3 separate regions of the Mus musculus genome follow, and regions 2 and 3 are each linked to region 1. A link is a contact called in ENCODE Hi-C or POLR2A ChIA-PET data. All regions are on one chromosome and are shown on one strand. The core of a region is the stretch at or near the end of the contact, and the rest is flanking DNA. Distances in the headings are between cores, read along the strand shown. Region 1 overlaps Fndc3b (fibronectin type III domain containing 3B). Region 2 overlaps Fndc3b (fibronectin type III domain containing 3B). Region 3 holds the start of Fndc3b (fibronectin type III domain containing 3B).

Evidence for each region. A loop is a pair of places that touch in the nucleus more often than their neighbours do. ChIA-PET counts read pairs that join two places held with the same protein, here RNA polymerase II (POLR2A).
Region 2: a map of adrenal gland shows a loop between it and region 1 (2.0-fold over the local background). The contact joins two enhancer-like sites. A Hi-C loop is called at or near these places in 2 of 37 maps with a recorded cell type or tissue (Patski and adrenal gland). POLR2A ChIA-PET finds 5 or more read pairs at or near these places in 4 of 5 experiments (Patski and embryonic stem cell).
Region 3: a map of heart shows a loop between it and region 1 (2.6-fold over the local background). The contact joins the promoter of Fndc3b here to the enhancer-like site in region 1. A Hi-C loop is called at or near these places in 7 of 37 maps with a recorded cell type or tissue (Patski, gastrocnemius and heart). POLR2A ChIA-PET finds 5 or more read pairs at or near these places in 4 of 5 experiments (Patski and embryonic stem cell).

The regions. Positions count from the first base shown.
Region 1 is chr3:27,653,727-27,657,256 of GRCm38, forward strand. All of the region lies in intron 1 of Fndc3b (fibronectin type III domain containing 3B), which reads right to left. Among named protein-coding and RNA genes, the nearest start is that of Fndc3b, 55 kb to the right of the region's middle. Within about 2 kb of position 1,968, at least 1 of the 3 ENCODE cell types and tissues checked has a DNase peak (open chromatin) inside an H3K27ac peak, as active enhancers do; it is heart, where a contact is called at or near this core.
Region 2 is chr3:27,687,685-27,691,286 of GRCm38, forward strand. All of the region lies in intron 1 of Fndc3b (fibronectin type III domain containing 3B), which reads right to left. Among named protein-coding and RNA genes, the nearest start is that of Fndc3b, 21 kb to the right of the region's middle. Within about 2 kb of position 1,952, at least 1 of the 3 ENCODE cell types and tissues checked has a DNase peak (open chromatin) inside an H3K27ac peak, as active enhancers do.
Region 3 is chr3:27,708,261-27,711,938 of GRCm38, forward strand. It overlaps Fndc3b (fibronectin type III domain containing 3B), which reads right to left and starts at 2,192. Exons shown (of 26, transcript NM_173182.3): 1 at 2,086-2,192.

The DNA.
Region 1 (3,530 bases), core at 718-3,217:
ATTCTACAGGGACCCTAAGAGTGCCACACCTTGTCTCCCAGGCGTACCCAATCCCTTCTACAATGGCAAAGAGCTTTCAGGCTTCAGTGAAACCTTACCAAGACAGAGACCTCAGAACGTTTTAAGATAGATACCTTGAGGAATGTTAAGTTACTCCATCATCCAATCTCTTAGCCCAGATGGCAAAGACTTAGCACACAGGATGGAGAGGGAACTCCATGGTAAAGGTACCTGCTTTTACTTCAAGCCAATCCCTGCAACCAACATGGGGGAAGGAGAGGGCCAAACCTAACCTTTGTAACATATTCATACTCATACACACACAACCACACACACTGTAACATACATACACACACTCATACACATACAATCACACATTCTGTAACACACACACACACACAAGAAAGTGTAACAAGGCATTTAAAAAAACTTAAGAGCAGGAAAAAAAGGCAGAAATAAAATATAAAGAGCTAAAGTGGCCCCCTGGTGACAGGAGGTGTGTCATCATTAAACACAGAAGCAAAATGACTACAGGAGAGGGCAGCTAGGCAAGTCACAGACTGCTGGGGAGTTTCTCAGAGTGAGCTGTGCTGCAGCAGTTTTTGAGACTGCCGTTTTTAAGGCTTTTTATCTAATACCTAGAAAAACCTTGAACACTTCTTTCTGAAAGAAACAAAGTAACATAGTAACCATGTTCCAAAAGCACTTGGTCAAAAAGGCACTCAAATGCCAGTGAACCTGGCCAAAGATAATCAGACACTGCCTAACAAATACTGCTGTGTGCCAGGCCCTGCTGCGGGAGTCTAAAATAAAGGCACGAGGGTAAACGGCATTACGGTGAAACACTATATGGGATTAGCTAGGCACAAATCCACACTAGACACTTCTGGCAAAACTCTGCACATGTCTGCAGACCTCCACTCTGTCTAAGGCCTTTCATCTATAAGCCCCATTGTCTAAATTTGGCTTCCCAGCTGTGGCTTCTTTCCTATCTTTGAAATCTGACTAGTGTTGAAAAGGTGAATATCTTCAGAACCTGCCCCAGCCTTAAGCTTCGTTTTAAAATAATATTTATTATTTGTAATCATGTGGAGGTGGGCATATATGTGTGCTGGTATGTGCACATGAGTGCTGGTGCCCATGGATTTTGGGTCTTCTGGAATAGGAGGTTGTAAGCCACTCTCCACCTGTGCTGGGACTTGAACTTGGGTCCTCTTCAAGAGCACTGCGTACTCTTGACCACTGAGTCATCTCTCCAGTACCACAGAAAATATTTTTCAGTGGGGCCCAACTTGAGTCCCGCCTGGTAAGTGTATCGCTCATCCATCGTCACTAAAGGTTCTCTTTGCAACAGACAGAAGCTACTGCAGAGAGCCACGCCTGGTCAAAATGGAGTGTCTGTGGAGTGCTCAAACACAGTCGGCCCACGAGCAATGCAAACTCTGCCTCCCTATGCCCCGATAAGCAGACTCACGCTCTCCATTAAAAGCAAAGATCAACATCACCAGTGTCCAGACAACCAATCCCGTGTGCTCGTGCCTAGGTGAGAATGCTTCCTGCTCCACCCTTGCCAGATGCTCACTTAAGCCCGTCTGAAATGTTGCAACAATTTCATTAAGTATTCTCTAGGCATATATATATACACACACACACATACATATATTCAAATAACAAAAAAACCCGTTGTTTTCCTGAGGCTGAAGGAGAACTCTTCAGACAAGAACCTCAAGTCTCAAGCTCAGAGAGAATGATGAAGAAGACATTGAAATTCACTTCCTAAAGCAGGGAACTAGCAAAAATACACCACAGCAAACAGACGCGCATTCAGCAGATGCACTGTGGACCAGAGACGTCCCTTTCATTTTTAAAAATAGATTTAACAGGCATATTAGTTTTCCACTGGCCACTATAAATAAGTGGAACTCCAAAATCTCTGTCTTTGCAAGGGGCTTCTCGCCAGGCACTGCTGCCTGACCCGCAGTGGAGTGCATATCTACATTACCCAGAGGCCAGAGTGTGAGCTGTGGGAACCTTGTTCACAGATCTCCCATTCAAAGAACCTCCACAATAGGACCTCCACACAGGAAGCAGGCCTCGGCACAGAGCACCTCTGCAGTTCCAGAGAACTTTCCAAGGTCGCCAGAATGGTGAGCCACTCCAAATGCCATGTTCAAAGGCCCTGGCTGCCTACACATTTAAGCCAACAAAGCTAGTGTTGTTCACTGCAGTTCTCTGGAATCCCTCCCAAGGTGAAAGCAAAACTGCCAAAGGTCCCATTCCCTTTTTCTAGATGAATCTCTCAAGGCACCATTTTGCTTAATAAAAATGCACACACACACACACACACACACACACACACACACACTCGAAGACCAAGGCTTGATCCCCAGAACGGACCCTCATCAGTGAGTAAGCCACTGAGACAGAGAGAGTGACCAGCCTCTGAGGAGCAACACTGAAGGCCATCTCTGGCTTGCACACACATGGGCACACAAACACATAGATTTTTTTTAATGAAATTTAATTTAGAAAATTAAAGCCCCAAGCCATGAAATTATTTTCTCAAGGGCTGACTGGCCTTGACTGGCTGGCCTGGGTGCAGGCCTACCCATCACATCCCGCTTGCCCACTGCATCCCACTTTGCGTATCGTCAGTACCAGAGCTCAAACTCCGGTTCACATGTTTGCATGCCATCTCCCCAGCCCAGAAATCCTACCTCTCGCTCGTTGCCTTCAGGAAGCCGCTGTGCAACAGGAGGAAAGCAAACCAGGCACGTCCCGAGGAGGTGCTCGGACTGTACCGCTCAGGAAATGCATAGTCAGGTTACATACATTATTTAAACACCACACTGAACTAGAACCAAACTGTTCCCAAGCTTACCTACTGGCTAATGCGGCAATAAATGAGTTATGGGTTTCCTTTTCTACTTATATGTTTAAAGTAACCTATAATGAGCATCTATAATTTATATAATGATAAAAATTAACTTTTAAAAAACCCATATAACTCAGTTACTTTCTACCACGTGAGTGCTGGAATTTTAGTAAGGAAATACTCAGAAGCTACCATAGACAGAACTCAGCTAGGTTGCTCCAAATCTCACAGAACTAATTGCCACCATCCATCTCCGACTGTGGGACAGACAATGGCAGAACATCTGTGGTTAAGTAAGAGTTTGGTAACATTCACAAAGGCAGCCCTTGGGTCATCTTGCTGAGTCAGCCCTCGATTAGGCACGCTCACCCGGACCAACCCAGACAGCTCGGGTGGGGCCTGTTCCCTAGGGTTCCTTTTTTTAGATAACCTGCTCCATAAAAGCCTCCTCTTTTTGCCAAAATAAATCAGACTTTCTGGGTGGAGTGCACCCTGCCAATCAAGTGAGAACCAGCTAGGATAAGCCTAAGAATAGAATCTGTTACATACTTTAGCTGAGGCAACTCTGTTCGCCTAGAACTGGCACAAAAGAGCTGAAAAGCTCTGGGGGAGAGACACCCAGGGTGGGGTCAGAGATGTTCCCCAGAGTGAGTAG
Region 2 (3,602 bases), core at 702-3,201, 34 kb after region 1:
CTGTGTGCAGAGATAGGCAGATCTTTAAAGCTCATCGCCAGCCAACCTAAGTGTTCAGAGAGAGACTCTGCCTCAAAATATAAAGGTGGAGAGGATGAAAAATGGTACCCAATGTCTACCTCTGGCCTTCACAAGTGCACTGGTACATACACCCAACACACACACACACACACACACCCAACACACCCAACAGGCACACACCACACATGCATCTACACTAATAAACACATATACCCCACAGAGAAAGTATCTTACTCACCAAAATAAAAAAGAATAATTGAAATATATTTGAAAATCTTCCCCTGGAACACAATGAGAAGGTCAAACAGCACAGATGTTCTGAAAACTTTTTTTTTTTTTGAGGGAGCAGTGTTCAAAGACATGAAAGTTATCTTTACTTTCAGCACCAGAGAACTATCTTATCTAAGAAGAATATTTTACAACTAAATAATCTGTATTTGCATACAGTGGTAGCAGAGCCAGCTTCTAAAGGAGAAGCCATAAGGAGGTCCACGGATGAGTGGAAGAACTGCGCATCTCAAAGCAAACTGAAGTCAGTTTCAAATAAAAATATAAATTAAGTAATAATGGCTCTCCTCCCAAGTAGGCTACTATAACAAAATTGTTTTGACTGAATAACATGAACAACAGAAATGTACTCCTTACAGAGCTGGGACAGGAATCAGAAGGTAGAGTGCTCAGCTGGTCTGCAGAGTCCTGACTGAGCTATCCATCCTGCCCTTTCTTTTCTGACTGGTTCGCTGTCAAACAGTGCGTGCTCATTATTAAACCCATGGGCGCCGCTCAATGTCCTGCACCAATTCTGACCGAAACCCTCATGATCTACCCTGGGAAAACAGAAGGACCGGTGACTTCCGTGACTTGCCATGAAGTCACACGGAACTCAGAACTGTTCGAGAGGAAAAGGGCAGGCTCTCAGTGCCAGACTGCAAAAGGAAAAAGGACACTGACAGAATCACACTGCCCAGAGACTTGATGTCAGGTGTTCAAGTGCAGCCTTTAGGGTAGATCTCACCAAAGGAAACTGCTGGGGACAGAGTGCTTAGGAAGACACCAGCCAAGGCGAGCAGTCCCGCAGGAAGAACTAACTCAGAAGCAGGGCCCAAGATGGCTTAGCAGCTAAAGTGCTTGTCATGCAAGCTAGACAGATTTAGTCCAATCCCTGGAACCCACAGACTAAACTGAGATCCACAGTTGTCCTCTGGTCTTCCCAAGCAAGCTATGTTACACACACACACACACACACACACACACACACACACACACACACACAGTAAAAATAATTAAAAGCAAAGGGCAGGGGCTCCCAAAGAGATATAAATGTCAAATGACAGCAGCAAAGACTGGGAATGCTGTGTTATTTTAAGGAGCTAGAAAATAATTGAAGAAAACTGAGGAAAAGACACACAAAAATAAAACACCCTTCAAAAAGCATTCATTAAAAAGCGGCGTGTTATAGCTCAAGCCTACAATCACAGCTTTTGAAAGTTAGAGGCCGAGGACTGGGAGTTCAAGGCCAGCTGCAGCAACACTGCTAGCCTGGGCAACAAGAAACCGTGACTCACAAAACAAAAAGTATATAATAAACAAATATTTCACAAATAAGGAAGACAGCTATGACACATATACATAAATAAAAATGCGGGTGGCTCCACAGATGGAGAAATCTTAACCCCTCAGGGGAGAGGAACAGGCCGGCTTCTTCAGCAGAGGTCCACAGCAACTTCTGTCTAGGGTGAGAGGCCCAGGAAGGCAATCCCTGCCTCTGCCTCCCATCACTCTGCTCTCCAGTCCCTCTCACATGCTGACTTTTGTCCTTCAATCACTTAGGATTGCATCCTCACCATGGTATATGGGCTGGGGAAGAACCATTAGAAATCAAAACGGAAGGAAAAAGAGGAAGGGGGGAGGGAGAGCGGGAGGGAGGAAGTGATGAGCACACTAAGACTGAATCACGAAGCAGGGCCTGGTGGCAGATGCCTCTGATCACAGCATGTGGAGGACCTTGGCAAGAGGACCGGGAGTTCAAGGCCAGCCTCAGGCACACAGCCAAGTCAAGCTGAGGCCAGCCTGAGCTACTCGAGATCCGGCCTGGGTCATAAAGTACATTAAAATATTATATATATAAAATCAGCTTTACTAAAATTACCAGATTCTGCCTAGAAACACTGGGGACAAAAAGGAAATGCCACTTTCAAAGAGGAGAAGAGTAGCTGGCAGCTGGGGTATAGGAGGCAGGTATGGGCACAAAGGAAGCCACTTGCCAGCCCTAGAAAAGGAAAGTGGTCACTCTGTCACCAGTCTACAAGACGGCCTGGGAAAGGGCAGAATGGGAACTGGACCCTTCAGGGCCAGGCTGGCAGGCACCAGCATCAGGCCATCTCCACAGCCTGTGTGGGAAGCCATTAAGAACCAAGACCCCCATGAGTCACACGGTACATTTCTCAGTACCGCCAGGCAGGTGACCACACCAACACAGTCACACTCTAACACACATCCCCAGTAACCTGTATGTGTTCCTGTGTGGAACTGAAAGGTTAACACTGCAGAAACAGCAGAGGTCCCCTTGGCTCTCTGCCCTGACTTCGTTAAGATTGTGCAACTTGTACAAATAGAACCATTTCCTGTCCGCTGCACAAAGCAGCTAATGGACTGGTACAATCCGGGGATGACTTAACGGAAGAACTCAGCCCACTGCTGTCTTACTGCACTGTTTCAAAAAAGAAATGAAGGGAAAGGAAACCGCTGGCCACCAGTGTCTGTCTGAACGTCAGTCAGTCCTTTATGATGTCCTCTCACACAGGTGGCAAACGACAAAGCCAGGAGAATCCACTTGACCGTAGCCACGAGACAATAAGCATCATACCCCGCCCCCTAACATCCTCTATTAATATAGTCCTAAAGGGTCGGCAGGACTGGCTCACCAGGCTCAGTCCCCAGAACCCACATGCTCCAGGACAGAACCAACTCCCAAAAGTCTTCCCATGGCTTCCACGTGAGTGTTATATATAGCACGCGAGCATCCACGGTCACACGCACACAATAATGCAAACGGCAGGCTTCAAAATGATATGCAAACCAGGCCATTTTGGAAGGAAAGCATCAAAACTGATACAGCTACAGCTCAGCTGGCAAAGTGCTTGCCCGGCATGCATGAAGCCCTGGGTTCGAACCTGCAGCCTATCAGACAGACATGGTGTATATGCTATACACCTAGCATAAAGGATCAGAAGTCCAAGGCCATCCCCGGCTACACAGTAAGTTCAAGGCCAGCCTGGGCTACATAAAACCCTGTCTCCAGAAACACCTGATATAAATTAAAGTTAAAAGTTCAGAAGCATCCAGTGTCCACACAGTATACATTCTAATTGTAGAAGACAAGTGTCAAAGAAGAATAGGAAGAAGGGGTGGGGGAGGGGAAGGAGGAATACAGCCTGGGCTCCCACGGCCCACATTACCCTCCAGTAAGTAAAGCTCTTTTGCGTAAGCTATGTGGTGTGAGTATTTATTATCTGCAAACACAATAAACCTTGCCTAAACACTCTCATTCTTTCTATCTATCTGCACACAAGTTCAGGGAG
Region 3 (3,678 bases), core at 942-3,441, 55 kb after region 1:
TGGAAAAAAGGAAAATTCAAACAACAATTCTTGAGTCACGGAGCCACATTTGAAACGCTCGATTACATGTGCCTCCTGGCTACAGGAGGACAATCTAGACAGAACCATTCTATCCCTGGAGAAACCACTGAGCCATGTTCTGAATTACTGGTACCTTGATTTCTGTGAACTTAGACGCCCTTGTTTATAAAACGTACATTTACTACAACTGAAATCAAAATATTCAAAACTTAATCGAGTAATGTATAAAAGGCAGAAAACATGTTTATCTAAGAAGGAATATACTATTAGTACAAGCTCTAACAGGCATGTGGTTCATACCTGTCACCCAACATCCAGGAGGCTGAGGCAGGAGGTCAAGCTTGGAGAGGCCAGCCCAAGCCTGTCTCAAAATACAATGCCCAAAAAAACTTTCCTTACAAGCAATTAAGTGTGAGTGACCCTTCCGGGTGGATCATGAGAATTTTAAGAGTTGGGCAGAACGGGCACAAATGCCAGTGTAACAAACAACCAGGAGAGGTGCTGGTGCTCACGCTCTGCATTCCTTTAGAAGCCCCAGAAGACAGAAGACGGGCTCCTCCAAACATCCCAGGCTCTGATCACAGCTATTTTTAAAGGGTCTTAAAAGATTACCAAAATGTCTTTCTGGAACTGTATATACTGTCATTAGATGCTACCAGCCCCCACCCTACAAGATCTCGACAGTGCTAACAGATGCTAAAGGAACACGATCTTGTCACACAAACGCTTTTTCTCATAAGCATCAAAATAAAATGCTTGAAAAGCACATGCAAGTTTAAGGACAATACTAAGAGAGCAACTTTTTAAAACAATAATCAACGAGGCCTCACTTTTAGCCAGGCTGCCGCGTATCTCGCGTCTCGGTAAGCATGAACTCCGGTTGGCCCTCCTGGCCAGAAGCATGTCCAGGGACTTTACCCTCTTCAACAGCTGCTCCCAGGGAGCCAGGAAATTTACTGAACCCAGTCTTTACTGCATCCACAGTCAGCCTCCAACGAGGAGCGAACCAACAGCCCCCACACCAGTCACAAAACCAGGTCAGAGTTGCTATGCATGCATGCGCTGTGTGGCATAACTCAAGTTCCCAGGGTCCCAGCCGATACTTGGAGATGCGGGAGCGCCACGCACTCAAATCTGAACAGAGCAGTGAAATTTTGCTCAAAACCTGACTTTCTTTTGTACTGTTTTGTTGTTGTTTTAAAAAAGAATGTTATTCCAGAATGGATTCCTTTTCTTCCGGGTCTGTCTGCTCCTACTAACTCTCTGCCACAACCAGGGTGCCTCCCCTTTCCCAATGCCCCACCTCTTGCCACATTTATAAAAAAAAGAAAAAAAAATGGCACATTCCCTCTCCCCTAGCTTCTCCTAGTAAGGCCTGGAAACTGGAGGAAATTCAAATCAAATTAGTTGCACATTAAAAAATAAACAGACAAGCAATCAAGGGTGCCCACCCAACAAAAGCCCTCGCCAGTTCCAAAATATGATTAAGCCTGGGAGGGAAGAGGGGGAGGGGGACTAGCCGGGATGGAGATAAACGTGTGCATTTTTGGCCCCAGCGTCAGCCTCATCGCGGCCAAATTCTACATTTTGTTTAAAGAAAACGCTGGGCCTGAGAGAAAAGAAAATAAAAAGTTGTAACTTTTAAGGAAGTCTGCAATCCGCACTGTCTGGATAAAATGCCAGTGCTTCCTTCGTCTGGGATCGCCGGGTGGGAGCCGAGATTCGAAAAATCTCCAACCCCAGCCGTTCTCTCCGGGAAGGCGCCCGGCCAGCGGCGCCGCCCGGCGGCCCAGCCAGGTCTCCCGGGACGCTCGCAGAGTCCCCCAGGCTCCCCAGGCCGGGCGCTGGGGACGCTAGGCGGTCACGGCCCCGGGCCCCGGGCCCCGCTTTCCGCGAGGACTGACAGGCCCTTCCCACGGCAGCTCGTTCCTGCCTGCCATCCGAACCAGACGGTCCCCGCGGCCCGCCCAGCCCGCCCGCCGCCTCGGGGCGCGGATTCCACCCGCTGGGTCTCCCGGCCGCCCCACCCCCGGCAGGGGCGCCCCTCGAGCCTGACCGACTGACCCGCGCTCCGCTGGCCCACACGCACCGGGTCGTCCTCTGCTTCCCGCCGCGCCCCGCTCCCCCGCCCGAGCCTGCAGCCGCCTGGCTCGCCGAGTCCAGCCGCGGCCGCCGGTTCCCGCCCCCAGCCCGGGGGGAGCCCAGGGGGCAGGACGGGGAGGGAGGACGTGGCGCGCAGAGGTGGCCAGAGGCGGGCGGGGAGTGTCCCCAAGAGGCCCCGGCGGGGGCGGGGGCGACCGGTCGCCCAGGGACCCTCCCCGCGAGCATCCCGGGTCCCGGGTCACAGCCCGGCACCCCCAAGGGGGCCAAGGCAGCCCCGAATCCCAGCTCTGCGCGCACGCACGCCCTCCTCCCTCCACCATATGGAAATCTACAGCCTCCCAAAGTGACACGTCGAAGATTCCTCGGCCTGGCCGCGCGCCCTCCCCCTCCCAGGCAGCGGTCCTGCCGCGGGGATCTGGGCGGGGGAGCGGATTCCTCGGAGCGACGGCCCGGGGAGGAGGGGAACTGCGAGCCCCGCATCCTCCGCTTTCTTCCCGAGCGAGCGGGGGCTGGAGGGGTCGCCCCCTACCCGGCCGGGAGCTTCGGGCAGCCGAGCGGTCGGGGCGCGACCGGGACTCGGCAGCCAAGTTTTCCTCGGGCATCCCCGAGTGCTCCGGGGCCGGGAGCGCACTCGTGCAGACTCGGAGTCCGGCCGGGCTCCGAAGCGCAGGGACCCGAGAGCGACTGTGGGTGGCACGTCCCCCGGCAGCCCGCCGCCGCTCCCGCACGCCTTACCTCCCCTCAGGCTGAAACGGGGCTCCGGGTGCCCGCAATCCGGGTCGCCCACGCCGTCCCAGCCAGCCGCCCGCGGGATCCCCGCCGTCCCCTGCGCCGCTCCCGCCGCTGCTCTCCGCCGCCTCCTCCGGCCGCCGCCGCTGCTCAAATAACTACCAGGAGGGTTTGATGGGGGATTCCGCCATGTCAATGATGTCGGGACCACATGGGGATTCGGGCCCCGCCCACTGCCGTAAGCCTCCCAGTACACGCGCAACTACAAGAGCAAGCTCGCGGTAGCTCGGCGAGGCCTCCCTTTACCATAAGCCAAGCCAGGCTACACACAGCGGGGCTTCTCTTGTCTGAGCTGAAGAGAACTGGGAGACTCTGAATGAGATTCTGGAATCATCACTGCAAATGCAGTATTTGCTCAGTAATTACTAAAGCTGACTTGTTATTTTTCACTTATAACACATATTTCCTTTTCCAATTGTAATTCCCAGAAGAATCTTTCAGTGATTTTTTTTTTATTCTTTTAACTTCCCACAGCATTTTGCATAAGCAAATTTTATGATACCAAAATTTAAATGTCTATTGTCCCTTTCAGTTCCGGCTAGACATCTTTACTCGAAAGACTAAAGACAGTTCCTTCTAGTTTTTATTAATATTTAGTTTGGGCATACTTTATTTCTATTGTAAAAATGAATGTGTGTGTGACCTCAGGTATACACATGCCATGGTTTTTGTGTGAGTTTTAGAAACTTAAAAGTCCTGTCTACCTTACACGGGTTCTGGGACTCCAACTCTGGTTGTCAGACACGGTGGGCAAGTGTCTTTACA